2 separate regions of the Homo sapiens genome follow, and region 2 is linked to region 1. A link is a contact called in ENCODE Hi-C data. All regions are on one chromosome and are shown on one strand. The core of a region is the stretch at or near the end of the contact, and the rest is flanking DNA. Distances in the headings are between cores, read along the strand shown.

Evidence for each region. A loop is a pair of places that touch in the nucleus more often than their neighbours do. Pooled maps may share reads with other maps.
Region 2: a loop to region 1 is called in a map of B cell, with 11 times the contacts of the local background. The contact joins the promoter of TFCP2 here to the enhancer-like site in region 1. A Hi-C loop is called at or near these places in 3 of 168 maps with a recorded cell type or tissue (B cell, mammary epithelial cell and naive thymus-derived CD4-positive, alpha-beta T cell), 1 of 37 single-sample maps with no recorded cell type and 9 of 50 pooled maps.

The regions. Positions count from the first base shown.
Region 1 is chr12:50,820,160-50,827,102 of GRCh38, forward strand. ATF1 (activating transcription factor 1) reads left to right here. Exons shown (of 7, transcript NM_005171.5): 7 at 1-1,003. Among named protein-coding and RNA genes, the nearest start is that of TMPRSS12, 19 kb to the right of the region's middle. Within about 2 kb of position 5,357, at least 3 of the 41 ENCODE cell types and tissues checked have a DNase peak (open chromatin) inside an H3K27ac peak, as active enhancers do; they include B cell, where a contact is called at or near this core.
Region 2 is chr12:51,171,355-51,178,896 of GRCh38, forward strand. TFCP2 (transcription factor CP2) reads right to left here and starts at 1,781. Exons shown (of 15, transcript NM_005653.5): 1 at 947-1,781. The coding sequence starts at 1,068. It overlaps LOC124902933 (a long non-coding RNA gene), which reads left to right and starts at 3,201. Exons shown (of 2, transcript XR_007063307.1): 1 at 3,201-3,329. RefSeq lists enhancers at 1,064-1,113, 1,214-1,961, 2,054-2,103.

The DNA of each region.
Region 1 (6,943 bases), core at 4,107-6,606:
TTTTAGTTATATATATGTGTGTGTGTGTGTGTAATTTCTGCCAATAAATTCTAAATTACAAAGGTAAGAGAAAACCTAGTACATTACTAAATATATAAAGTATATGTTCTGATTATGTATACTTGTTCTAGTGTCAAGTCTTTTTAAGTGGGTTTTTAAAAGTTTGTTATTGGACTTGAATGGATTTTTGAGACTAGGTTAATTATTTTTGAGGTCTTATCCTAAAAGGCATCTAAGGTACATGAATGGAGTATGGTGATTTTATAACATTTTTTATCAGAATGGAAAAAGAACTGTTTAAAAGTTTGATACTTTTAAATAGTTGGTTTTTTTGCTTACTCTGGTAATGATTTTCTACAAATACATAATAAATTGTTTTTTTGAGTCTATATTCTGTATGCAGTTGAATATCCATTACTTATTCTGCTGTGCTTTAATAGAATGGAATGTTTACAGGCCCTTAAAATATTATTTTTAAAAAACCTTCTGAAGATACATACCAAAGTTTTTCCAAGAAGATTTTATAATCAATTTAATAATGTAAGGTTTATCAGATTCTATAATAGTATAGTTATTAAGGCAATTTTATGTTAGAGACTATTTTGTAATGTAGTGAGTGGTACCTTTATAAGAAAAGTGACTGCCAATATATTTTTATAGCTGATCTTTATAAATTCTAATGTTGAGTTTTTAATGATTATTTTAAATGTTTATATAGTTTAGTAAAATTTGCATCTCAAAGTATCATTTTTATATTATGGGACGTTTTCAGATTGGCTAATATTTGCATTGTAAATTTTGTATGCAGTTTATCTAAAATTCAAAAATACTGTCAGTACACCAGCGTTTAACATCTATATTCCAATTTGTATACAGTTTAAAATTGTACTGCAAAACTATTGTGTGCTCTTACACAGTATGCATCATATTGTTGTCTGTGAAATTAAAGGACATTTGATAGTCTACTGAATGTAAAATATAATGCTTGGTATATGAATGATAAGCTTGCTCCTGGCCATGCTGTTAATTATCCTAATGCTACGTAGAAATCTTCACTTAACTGATACATTTGTGTTTGACCCTCCTGATGAAATTTCTCATTAGAAGGGTCTTTTAAAATGGGACTCTGTTGACTTGGCAGCACTTTATGAAAAGAAAAAAAAGTTTGATCGCCAGGGGGATTACTTATATCACTTACTACCTTGTGTAAAGCCAGAATCTCAAACTGGTGGCCCGTTAGGCCTAAGAATATGAGGAGGTATGAGGTCACTGGGTTATGTCAAAAGACTTTTTCAACAGATGATAATATATTATTGGGTAGACACCGTGCTTGTTTACAACAGAGGTAGCCTAGCTCTTAGTGCCTTAACAGCTGGACATCTGCAAATATTTGTAAACTCTGCTGCCTTCAGACTTCTGGTGTAGGGCCTTGCTAACTAGACCCAGTTACTTACTCTAGCTGTATGAAACAGGTCAGGGCAAACCATTAATGGTTCCATAAATGCATAACAAATTATTTTCCTGGGTGTTTTTCTAATTGGAATCCAATGTGGGGCTTATCAAATTTTTAAGTGATTATAGTCCAAACATGAAATTAGACTTCCAAAATGCAAAAGACTAATCAAATTATTTCCTTAGTTCAACTTGCTATTTTACTTATCAATTTACTCATTTATATATTATATTGATAGAAATAGATTATTGTCCACAAACACATATAGGGCATATAAGATATTCCTTTAATATTGAACAGAGCAGGAAGAATGGGCATTTGTTAGCATTTTGGAATTCTTACTGTATTTATTCATTCAGCAATTATTATATTGCAACTACTAGGTTAAACCTGCATTCTCCAATTAAAATATGAGGTCACAGTAGTGATATAAAAATGTGTATTAGGCCAGGCGGGTGGCTCACACCTGTAGTCCCAGCACTTTGGGAGGCTGAGGCATTGGGATTGTGTGGCACCAGGAGTTTGGGACCAGCATGGGCAACATGGTGAAACCCTGCCTCTACAAAATGTGCAAAAATTAGCTGGGCAAGGTGGCAGGAACCTGTAGTCTCAGCTACTCGGGAGGCTGAGGTAGGAGGATAGCTTAAGCCCAGGAGGTCAAGGCTACTGTGAGCTGTGATTGCACAACTGCACACCAGCCTAGATGACAGAGCAAGACCATGTCTCAAAAAATGTGTATTATGGCTTGGAATTATATAATGAGTTGTCATGATGGCAGTTCAAATTCCCACAAAAGATGCTATAAAGCTGATAAAAAGTGAATTAGACTAAGGGCTTGACAGCTACTTTAAAGGAAAAATCACAGGTTATAGTAAAACAAAAATTATTTCATAGCTTTACGAAGTACATCAAAACCTAATCATAATAATCATTACATTATTTACTCTGTTGTACAAAGTAGAGTTTTTTTGTCGTTTGTTTGTTGTTTTTTTGAGACAGAGTCTCGCTCTATCACCCAGGCTGGAGTGCAGTGTCCCACTCTTGGCTCACTGCAACCTCCGCCTCCTGGGTTCAAGCAATTCTGCCTCAGCCTCCCAAGTAGCTGGGATTACAGGCGTGCGTCACCACGCCAAGCTAATTTTTGTATTTTTAGTAGAGGCGGGGCTTCATCATGTTGGCCAGGCTGATCTCGAACTCCTGACCTCAAGTGATCCGCCCACCTTGGCCTCCCAAAGTGCTGTGATTACAGGTGTGAGCCACCTCGCCTGGCCTGTTTTTAATAAGTACTGTTTGTTTTACTATAAAAGTGAAGGAACGCATACCTCAAGGTAGTAGAATTCAGAAGGCTGTTCTAGGAGAGTTTGGCAGGAATTTTTGAGGGACAGTCATTTGGAGGAGGTTTAGGCCATTTAACACCCCCTCCTCCCACTTTTTTTTTTTTCTTCTGGAGACACAGTCTTGCTCTGCTCTGTTGCCCAGACTGGAGTGCAGTGGTGCAATCTTGGCTCACTGCAACCTCCATCTCCCAGGCTTAAGTGATTCTCGTGCCTCAGCCTCCCGAGTAGCTGGGGTTTATAGGCCTGTGCCACCACACCCGGCTAATTTTTGTAGTTTTTAGTAGAGGTGAGGTTTCTCATGTTGGCCAGGCTAGTCTCGAACTCCTGGCCTCAAGTGATCCACCCACCTCGGCCTCCCAAAGTGCTGGGATTATAGGCATGAGCCACTGTGCCTGCCATCCCCTCCTCCCACTTTTGAGAGAGAGATTCTGATAACCATCTCCCTTTATTGGTGTAAATTTTTTTGTAGCAGACATAGGTAGGCATTAGAGACCGTATCTCTCTGCCATTGCGTGGTTGAGATCCTTTTCCTCTCTCTATATAGAGGAAATATATAAATATATGTATATTTTTATATATATAATCTATTATATATAATATAGATTATATAATCTATATTATATAATCTATATTATATATAATATAGATTTTATATATATAATCTATATTATATTATATATAATATATATTATATTATATATAATATATATTTTAATTATATATATAATAAAAATATATAATTAAATTATATAATATATATATAAATATATATATATTTTCTTTTTTTGAGGTGGAGTCTCACTCTGTCGCCCAGGCTGAAGTGCAGTGGCACGATCTTGGCTCACTGTAATCTCTGCCTCCCGAGTTCAAGCGATTCTCCTGCCTCAGCCTCTCGAGTATCTGGGATTACAGACGTGCGCAACCATGCCTGTCTAATTTTTGTATTTTTATTAGAGACGGTTCTGCCATGTTGGCCAGGCTAGTCTCGACCTCCTGACCTCAGGCGATCTTGGCTGGGAATACAGGCGTCAGCCACTGTGCCTGGCCTTCCCTCAATATTGATAGGGTTACATGCAGCAGTTTGCTGCCTTCAGTAAGTGTATATAACAATTTTTAACTGGTAAATTATGTATCAATCTAAAATTGTTTTAAGTCCAAGGTTCCCTATGTACATAATATACATAGTCATGTAATTTCCTTAATACTAAAATTTATTGAGTGCTTAGGCGCCAGGAAATGTGTTCAGGTAATGCTAAAGTAGTGCCATTCATACATTCAGCAGATACTTATCGAAGGCCTTTTCTATTCCAAGCATTACTAGGAAAAAAGTGATGAACGAAGCCGTGTTACAGCTCGTGTTGAACTTAGGTCTTAATGTCATCCTTGAGACTGGTATTTGCCTAAGGTTATATAAGCATTATTAAGGGATCTAAGATTTAAACCCAATTTCTAACTGCCCACTCTAAAATATTAATAGTAGTCCCTCCCCAGTACCCCTAACACAACCCTTATTAAACTCTAGGAGGAGACTGTCTAATTTTGTGCTCTGCTATCTCCCCACAGTCTAGGAAACCATCCCCACAGTCTAATCTAGTTCACTGGAGGGCTTCATAATGCAGATGCTCCTTTACTGTTTTATTGTTTGTGGTTTTTGTTGTTGTTGTTGCTGTTGTTTATTTGAGACGGAGCTTTGCTCTTGTTGCCCAGGCTGGAGTGCAATGGCGTGATCTCAGCTCACTGCAACCTCCGCCTCCCGGGTTCAAATGATTCTCCTGCCTCAGCCTCCGGAGTAGCTGGGATTACAGGCACGTGCCACCACGCCTGGCTAATTTTTGTATTTTTAGTAGAGATGGGGTTTCACCTTGGTCAGGCTGTTCTCGAACTCGTGACCTCAGGTGACCCACCCGCCTTGGTCTCCCAAAGTGCTGGGATTACAGGTGTGCACGCCTGACCTCCTCTACTGTTAATGATGGAGTTATATCCTGATAAACCCATGGTAAGTTGAAAGTATTGTAAATTAAAAATTCATTTAATACACCTAACCTAGCAAACATCATAGCTTAGCCTGGCCTACCTTAGACGTGCTCAGAATGCTTAGATTACCCTATAGGTAAATCATCTGGCAACACAGTAGACTGCAGAGTAACAGTTGTTAACCCTCTTGATCACATGGCTGACTGGGAGCTGCGGCTCTCTGCCACTGCCCAGCATTGCCAGAGTATTATACTGAATATCACCAGCCCAGGAAAAGATCAAAATTTGAAGCGTGTTTCCTAATGAATGAGTATCGTTTTCACACCATCATAAAGTCAAAAAATTGTAAGTTGAACCATTGTAAGTTGGGAACTTTGTTAAATCAATGAAGGTCTGAGTTCAAACTCACTAAGGTACAGACAGGTTTGAAACTTTGCCCAAGGTTACACAGTAAATAAGAAAACCAGGGTTCATACCTAGGTCTGATAAACTCCAAAGTTGTTTTAACTATCAGAATATACCTTCTTTCTTACGTGTGGTGTGGAAGAGTCTGAAAAACTTTATTCCATTGCGTCATAACCTATTATGAAAGACTTTAAAGGTTTTATTTAAATGTGTCCACTAGATGGCAACCCTCCATTTTAAAATCACAGAAGTTTTACACACTGATTTACACAGCTCTAACTCCAAAATTACTTTTTTTCTTTCCTGTTTTTTTTTTTTTTTTTTTTGAAACATGGTCTTGCCATGTTGCCCAGGTTGACCTTGAACTAGTGAGCTCAAGCAGTCCACCTACCTTGGCCTCCCAAAGTGCTGAGATTAGAGGCATGAGCCACCATGCCCAGCCCAGTCCCTGTTTTAATATTTACACAGATCCATAAATAATGCATGCTGGATTGCAGTATTTTTTTTAGAAGTTTATAAATGGTACCTTAATACTGTATCATTCCATAAATGAACGATCAAGTAGACCAGAGGAAATTTAGTGAGGAACGTAGGTATGGTGATTTAATAATTAATTTTGGAACAAAATGATCAAAGTTTTGCCCAACTGACAGCTCTTAGAATTTAATGCCGCATCTGGGGAAAAGGCTTGCCAATTTTTTTTTTTAATTCAGAAAAGCTGCAAATAACATAGGCTAAGTTTACAAAACATTTAAACAAAAACTGCCTTAGAGTTCTTAGCAATAAATTTTTTAAAAGGAAAAGGCCACATCTTGCCAGCTGTAGTCAAAGATAATCAAAATAAATGGAATTCCTATGAATTAACTATGTACTAAGTATTGTGGTAGGTGAAGGATGCCAAATACATATGAACCATGGTTTTTCACAAGCTCAAACTCTGCTTCTGGAGATGACAAAAGAGAACAAAAGGGCCCTCAACTTTTCACTTTATCATTGTGCACAAACACCTAGAATTCTATACCCAGTAAAAACACTCATCAATCCAAAAGACAAGAAAGGAGAGAAAAAGAAAGAAACAGGTGGGACAAACAGCCCAAAATAAGATGGTAGAAATCAATCCATATGTATCAATAATCATAATAAATGTAAACAAACTGGGCATTTTAGTTAAATGACAAAGATTGTCAGGTTGAATTAGGAAATAATATCTAACTATATGGTACTTATAAGAGGTAAATCTAAAATATAAGGAAACAGCAGGGCTGAAGACTTGGTACTTTAAGTAAAAACATGGAAAAAGTTATACCAAATATTAGCCAAAAGCAAGCTGGCATAACTATATTGAACAAGATAGACTTTAAAGCAAAAATAATTACTTGGGACAAAATCAGCCACTAAAAAAAATAAAAGACTCAGGTCTGGCGTCATGGCTCACACCTGTAATCATAGCACTTTGGGAGGCCGAGGTGGGCGGATCACCTGAGGTCAGGAGTTCGAGATCAGCCTGACCAATATAATGAAACCCCATCTCTACTAAAACAATAAATAAATAAAAAATACAAAAATTAGGCAGGCATGGTGGCATATGCCTATAATCCCAGCTACTCAGGAGGCTGAGACAGGAGAATTGCTTGAACCCAGGAGGCAGAGGTTGCAGTGAGCCAAGATAATGCCATTGCATTCCAGCCTGGACAAGAGTGAAACTGCCTCAAAAAAAAAAATTTAAAAATAAAAATAAAAGATTCAATTAACCTAGAAGATAAAACACATCTAA
Region 2 (7,542 bases), core at 531-3,030, 350 kb after region 1:
TTGCTTTCAAAGGAGTTTTTGTTTTGTTTTGCTTTGTTTTTCAAATGGAGTCTCACTTTGTTGCCCAGGCTGGAGTGCAATGACACCATCTCTGCTCACTGCAACCTCCGCCTCCCGGGTTCAAGCGATTCTCCTGCCTCAGCCTCCCGAGTGGCTGGGATTACAGGCCCGCGCCACCACACCCGGCTAATTTTTGTATTTTTAGTAGAGACGGGGTTTCACCACGTTGGCCACGATGGTCTCGAACTCCTGAGCTCAAGTGATCCGCCCGCCTCAGCCTCCCAAAGCGCTGGGATTACAGGCGTGAGCCACCGCACCCGGCCGAAAGGAGATTTTTCATCTGTTATCAACAACTGGCTTGATACATAAAGATCCAGAAGCATCTTAAGTTTTCTTCGTCACTTTTTCATTTCACAGCTTATGTTTTAAAAGTCAGAAATCCCAGAATTAAGTAAAGTCTTAAAGCAAGCTAGTGGTAAGATAGAGCTGTACGGACTTCTTCATCAAGGACTTCCATATCTTTCCAACAAGAAACGAACCAATATTCATCATTAAGCACCAGCTCCCAATTTCCCAACTTCCTAGATACCATTCCTATGCTATATGTAACCCTTCTTCACACAACGTCAGACTTACCCACACATACACCATCAGTCCCCAAGTCTCCCACATTGGCACAAAAGCCTCTCAACATTCATCTGGTTACTAATCAGGGACCACTTCCTTCTTCCACTGATTCTGCACAGGCTTCATATCGCCTACAATCGCTTTTTCCATTTCTTCCACAACACTAACTACTCAAAGCGACAAAAGAACAAGTCCCTTTTCCCCAATCGTAAACAGCTTTTTAAAACTCTATACACCTCCTTCCCACTCAACCCCTTTTCTTAGTGTCTATCCGCCTTTGTTATTCAGAAGGTGTAGGGTCTGGGAAAATCTCACTCACCTCATGCTATAGGCACCAGCACCCAGTTCCTGGCCGATCCCGGACAGGCTAGCATCAAAGTCCTGCACCAACCCGGATTCAATCACTTCGTCGGCCAGAGGCAGCTTCAGAGCCCAGGCCATCCTGGCTCCTTCCTTGCCCCAGGAGACACCGTGTCTTGTACAAAGGCGCGGAGGGTAATTCTACCCAACAGGAGTAACGCAAACCAAGAAAACTACAAACCAAGGTTTCCCACGCAGTGCCCACCAGCCACCCCCAAGCCCGACCAGCACTGCTCTGTGCACAACTAATCTCCCGTACCCTTGGCTGCTCGTTCTTGGCTGCCCCAGGTTCCAAAATCCCCCCTGCCCAGCTCTCAGGAACGTGAGGACCCCTTTGCTCAACTACTGCAGACTTCCCAGAGGCAGCTCTGGACTCCCGCACTCCCACTCCTCTTGAGAGTTCGTAGTGGTGGCTTGCTGCTTCCCAGTCAGACCAGCAGCAGCCGCAGGAAGCCAGCCCGGCGCTCCCACGCTGCTTTTGCACCTTTTCCCCCGCCCCTTTCTGCTGGAGGCCCCCTCCCTCCCAGGTCTCGCTCTCTCTTTCCCCTCCAGGCCTCGCTTCCGGTCAGTCCCACGATCACTTCCGGTCACCCCTTCTCAACCCCACGGCTTAGAACCAAATCCAGGTTTCCGCTGAGCCGACTTCTCGCCCTCTGTAGCCCCCCACGGCCTGGAAACATGGAAGGAGAAAGTCCAGCACAGGCGTAAAACCTAGACTCGCCAGGCCCTTCCACCGTCCGCCGCCCCAGCGCCAACCAATCATGGCGTCCTCTTTCCTCGCCTGCCCGGCGAACATGACGTCACGCTGTCGTTCGCCTATAAAGAAGAGACCGCGTCAGTCTCGGCAGCGATGATAGGCGGGCTGCGCCACGGCTCTGCCCCCGAGATGGGCTGGGCGATCACGGGGAGGACCCGGCGTGCAAGTGTCCGGGTTTAAACGTGTATCCGTGTAGTTACCAGAGTTCTGGTATTCGCTACCCATCAAGTCGTCACCCTGAGCCATGGAAGGAGCCCTTCTTCTAGCCTTATGAACCCACTCCACCCCTGGCGGACTCTTGACGGCTTCCCAAACGCTCCTTACGTGTGTGCGCTTGCTCCTGCCCATACTCCTGTCTCCTTAAACTCACCTCTCCGGAGGTCAAGACCCTGCATAAGTCCCACTTCCCTGTATATTCATTTTATCTTCGGCATCCTCTCTAATGCATTTGAACAGAAAAGCATGAGATCAGTAAAAATGTGGTTTTTAGGCCGGGCGCGGTGGCTCACGCCTGTAATCCCAGCACTTTGGGAGGCCGAGGCGGGCGGATCACCTGAGGTCGGGAGTTCAAGACCAGCCTGACCAACATGGAGAAACCCCGTCTCTACTAAAAATACAAAAATTAGCTAGGTGTGGTGGCGCGGGCCTGTAATCCCAGCTACTCGGGAGGCTGAGGCAGGAGAATCTCTTGAACCCAGGAGGCGGAGGTTGCAGTGAGCCGAGATCGCGCCATTGCACTCCAGCCTGGGCAACAAAAGTGAAACTCCGTCTCAAAAAAAAAAAAAAAAAAAAAAAAAAAAAAAAAAAAAACAGTGGTTTTTAAAAGGTTGTTGTGCTGGTATGGGGTGTTGGAATTTAAAAGATCTGAAAATCAGAGTTTAGGCTGGCGTCTTCATTTGCTACTTTGGTGTCTTCAGAACAATTGCTTAATGTCACAGATTTAGCTTCCTCGTTTGTAAACGGGAGTGGGAGTAACTTTATCTGCTCCACCTTCCTCCTTTGAGGATTGAGTAATAATGGCCATTGTTTATTAAGTATCAACTACTGCTAGGAACTTTATTACACTATGAGTAGTCCTCAAAGCGATCTTGGAATTAGAATTATAAAGCTAAATTTAATGACTCTTATTTTATCAGTAAGAAACCAAGGCTAAGCCCTTAAATTGGCCGGAGCTAAATTGACATGCCAGCTTCAGAGCTGATTCCAAAGCCTGGCATTTTTCGTTACAAGACATTGCCTTTATGTGAAAGTCTTGGTTCATTGTTGTATTCCGTTGCTGAATTTTTTAAAATCTGCCTTGACTTATACTTTTGTATATATCTGCCTCTCTCACTAGATTGATCTAAAGAATAAGGAATAGGTCTTTTTCAGGCTTGCGTTCTAAATATCTCCTACTATAGTTCCTGCTTTCAACAGGACTTTTAAACATGTTTATTGAATTTAAAAAGGAATGAAAAAGGAATAAGAGAACCAAGAAAAAGAGAGAAGTTGACATGAAGATGGCAACATGTTGTGCTGGTATGGGGTGTTTCAGCCACAGGCATCTCTCTGAAGGCTCCAGGCTTAAACCTGCCGTCTTACCTTGGTAAGCCCTAGGATCAAAGTCTTAGCTCATTCTGGAGACATTCAGTATCTCTTTAAGCCATCTTTTCTTCCCATGAGCCAGTTCTATCTCAAAATGTGTGACTGTGGATAAAGGAATGGGTCCTGGGCTCATAGACAAAAAGAGAGATGTCACATGGAGATCTGAGGGCTCAAAGTTTTTGGGTTTTGTTTTTGTTTTTGAGATAGAGTCTTGGTCTCTCGAACAGGCTGGAGTGCAGTGGCGCAATCTCAGCTCACTGCAACCTCCATCTCCCAGGTTCAAGCAATTCTCCTGCCTCAGCCTCCCGAGTAGCTGGGATTACAGGTGTGTACCACCACACCCGGCTAATTTTTGTATTTTTAGTAGCGACGGGGTTTCACCATGTTGGCCAGGCTGGTTCTGAACTGACCTCAAATGATCCACCTGGCGCAGCCTCCCAAAGTGCTGGGATTACAGGCGTGAGCCACCGTGCCCGGTGGTCAAAATCCTTTGTAAACCAGCATTGTACTTAGGGTATTTTTAAACCTCTCTTAGATAGAGCCATGCCTTGTTTGACCATCAGCTCCATCTCTAGCTGTGTAATCTCAGGCAAGTAACTTTACATCTCTGAGCCTCAGTATTTTAATGCATAAATTAGTGAAAATAATACCTCCCCCTAAAATTGTTGTGAGTATTTTTTTTTTGAGACGGAGTCTCGCTCTGTCACCCAGGCTGGAGTGCTGGAGTGCAGTGGCGCGATCTCAGCTCACTGCAAGCTCCGCCTCCCGGGTTCACACCATTCTCCTGCCTCAGCCTCTCCGAGTAGCTGGGATTACAGGCGCCCGCCACCATGCCCAGCTAATTTTTTTAATATTTTTAGTAGAGATGGGGTTTCACCGTGGTCTCCATCTCCTGACCTCGTGATCCGCCCGCCTCGGCCTCCCAAAATGCTGGGATTACAAGCGTGAGCCACCGCGCCCAGCCTGTTGTGAGTATTAAATAAGGTACCAAAATGCCGCAAAAATAGTAATGATTCAATAAATGTTATCTCCAGTCTCCCACTGGTAGTACACTTCTGCTTCTCTGTTAAGATTGGGTTGATTTTGTTATCCTATTTTAATAACATTAATTTACATTGTATAGTATGTTATGGGCTTGGGATTTTTTTGTTTCTTTTAGAGACAGGGTCTCCCTCTGTCACCCAGACTGGAGTGCAGTGGCCTGATCATAGCTCACTGTAACCTTAAACTCCTGGGCTCAAGCAATCCTCTTGCCTCTGCCTCCCAAGTAGCTGGGACTACAGGTGCACACCACTATGCCCTTTGAGACTGAGTCGCGCTGTGTTGCCAGGCTGTAGTCAGTGGTGCGATCTGCAACCTCTGCCTCCTGGGTTCAAGCGATTCTTATGCCTCGGCCTCCCAAGTAGCTGGGACTACAGGCACATGCCATCACGCCCAGCTAATTTTTGTATTTTTAGTAGAGACAGGGTTTCACCATGTTGGCCAGGATGGTCTTGATCTCTTGATCTGCGCGCCTCGGTCTCCCAAAGTACTGGGATTACAGGCATGAGCCACAGTGCCCGGCCATGTTTTCTTTTTTTAAGTTTTGGTTTTGGTGTTTTTGAGACAGGGTCTCACTCTGTTGCCCAGGCTGGAATGCAGTGGCATGATCACAGCTCATTGCATCTTGCACCTCCCAGGCTCAAGCAATTCTCCTACCTAAGCCTTCCGAGTAGCTGGGACTAAAGGCATACACCACGACACTCAGCTAATTTTTTATTTTTAGTAGAAATGGAATCTTACTATGTTGCCCAAGTGAGTGTCAAACTCCTGGGCTCAAGCGATCCTCCCACCTCAGCCCCCCAAAGTACTGGGATTACCGTGGCATGAGCCACGGTACCGAGACTGTTATGGTTTTAATAGCATTTATTTATTTATTTATTTATTTATTTATTCATTTATGAGACGGAGTCTCCCTCTGTCGCCCAGGCTGCAGTGTAGTGACGCGATCTCGGCTCACTGCAACCTCCGCCTTCTGGGTTCAAGCAATTTTCCTGCCTCAGCCTCCCGAGTAGCTGGGACTACAGGCACACGCCACCATGCCTGGCTAATTTTTATATTTTTAGTTGAGACGGGGTTTCCATGTTGGCCAGGCTGGTCTTGAACTCCTGACCTCATGAGATCTGCCTGCCTCTGCCTCTCAAAGTGCTGGAATTACAGGTATGAGCCACTGTGTCAGCCACCGTGTCCAGCCTTAATAGCACTTTAAAATACATTGTCTTGGCCTGGCACCATGGTTCATACCTGTAATCTCAGCATTTTGGGAGGCTGAGGCAGGAGGATCACTTGAGCCCAGGAGTTAAAGATCAGCCTAGGCAATATAGTGAGACCCCCTTCTCTACAAGAAATTTAAAAATTAGGCATGGTGGTGTGCACCTGTAGTCCCAGCTACTCAGGAGGCTGAGGTGGGAGGATGGTTTGAGCCCAGGAGTTCGAGGCTACAGTGAGCCATGATTGGGCCTTTACACCCAGCCTGGACAACAGAGCAAGACACTGTCTCTATTAAAAATAAATAAATCAAATACATCATATCATTTAATCTTCATAGAAGTTTTTGTTTTGTTTTTCAATATGAGGAAGCTGAGACTCAGGACAGAGTGGTCAGGATCAAGCAGAACTCTTTAAAAATTATCCTGAAAATTATTTTGTGATTCAGCAACTCCTTTCTACATATATACCCTAGAGAAACTCTTCTACATACATACCAGGAGACTTGTATGAGAATGTTGATGGCAGCACTCTTTTTGGTAACAAAATGGAATAAAAAAATTCTCCACCAGCAAAAGAATGGATAAATTAGACTGGAATATAATATTATTGAGCAGTGAAAATGAATAAAGCTATACTGAACTGCATGAATAAATCAATCTTAGAATTGAGGGGGAAATTCAGAAGTCCTCATACTGTGTAATATCACCTTATAAAGCTCAAAAGCCAGTAAAATTAAGCAATTATCATTTAGGACAGTATGCAGTTGACCTTTCAACAGCACAGGTTTGAACTGCACAGGTCTACTTATTTGTGGGTTTTCTTTTTTTTTTTAATTTTTCATTTTTGTTGTTTGTTGATATCTTCTAATATTCATGGATTGTCTTTCACCTCTGACACTCCTGAGAGATTAAGACCAACCCCTCCTCTTCCTCCTCCTCTTCAGCCTACTCAATGTGAAGATGAGGAGGAAAGACCTTTTTGATGATCCATTTCCATTTAATGAATAGTAAGTATATTTCCTCTTCCTTGTGATTTTTAAAATATTTTCTTTTCTCTAGCCTACTTTATTGTAAGAATACAATATATAATACATAAAACATAAAATATATGTCCATTGACTATGTTATCAGTAAGCTTTCGGATCAACAGTAGGCTGTTAGTAATAAAGTTTTAGGTGAGTCAGAAGTTACACTTGAACCTTCAACTGTGTGGGGATCACCCTCACATTGTTTAAGGGTCAACTTTACATAAGTCCTTTCAAAAGAAATGAAATAAATACAATTATAGTGATGGCCACATCTAAGGAGAGGCAGGGGAATAGGTGAGGGAAGGAACTAGAAAATAGCTTCAGCGTGGCCAGGCACCGTGGCTCACACCTGTAATCCCAGCACTTTGGGAGGCTGAGGTGGGCGGATCACATGAGGTCAGGAGTTTCACACCAGCCTGACCAACATGGAGAAACCCAGTCTCTACTAAAAATACAAAACTTAGCTGGGAGTGGTGGTGCGTGCCTATAATCCCAGCTACTTGGGAGGCTGAGGCAGGAGAATCTCTTGAACCCAGCAGGCAGAGGTCACAGTGAGCCAAGATCAGGCCACTGCACTCCAGCCTGGAAGACAGAGTGAGACTCCGTCTCAAAAAAAAGAAAAGAAAAGAAAAGAAAATAGCTTCAGGCTAGGCGTGGTGGCTCACACCTGTAATCCCAGCACTTTGGGAGGCCAAGGAGGGCAGATCACCTGAGATCGGGAGTTTGAGACCAGCCTGACCAACATGGAGAAACCCCATCTCTATTAAAAATACAAAATTAGCCGGGTGTGGTGGAATGCGGCTGTAATCCCAGCTACTCAGGAGGCTGAGGCAGGAGAATAGCTTAAACCCAGGACGCAGAGGTTGCAATGAGCTGAGATCACACCATTGCACTTCTGCCTGGATAACAAGAGGAGCGATACTCTGTCTCAAAAAAA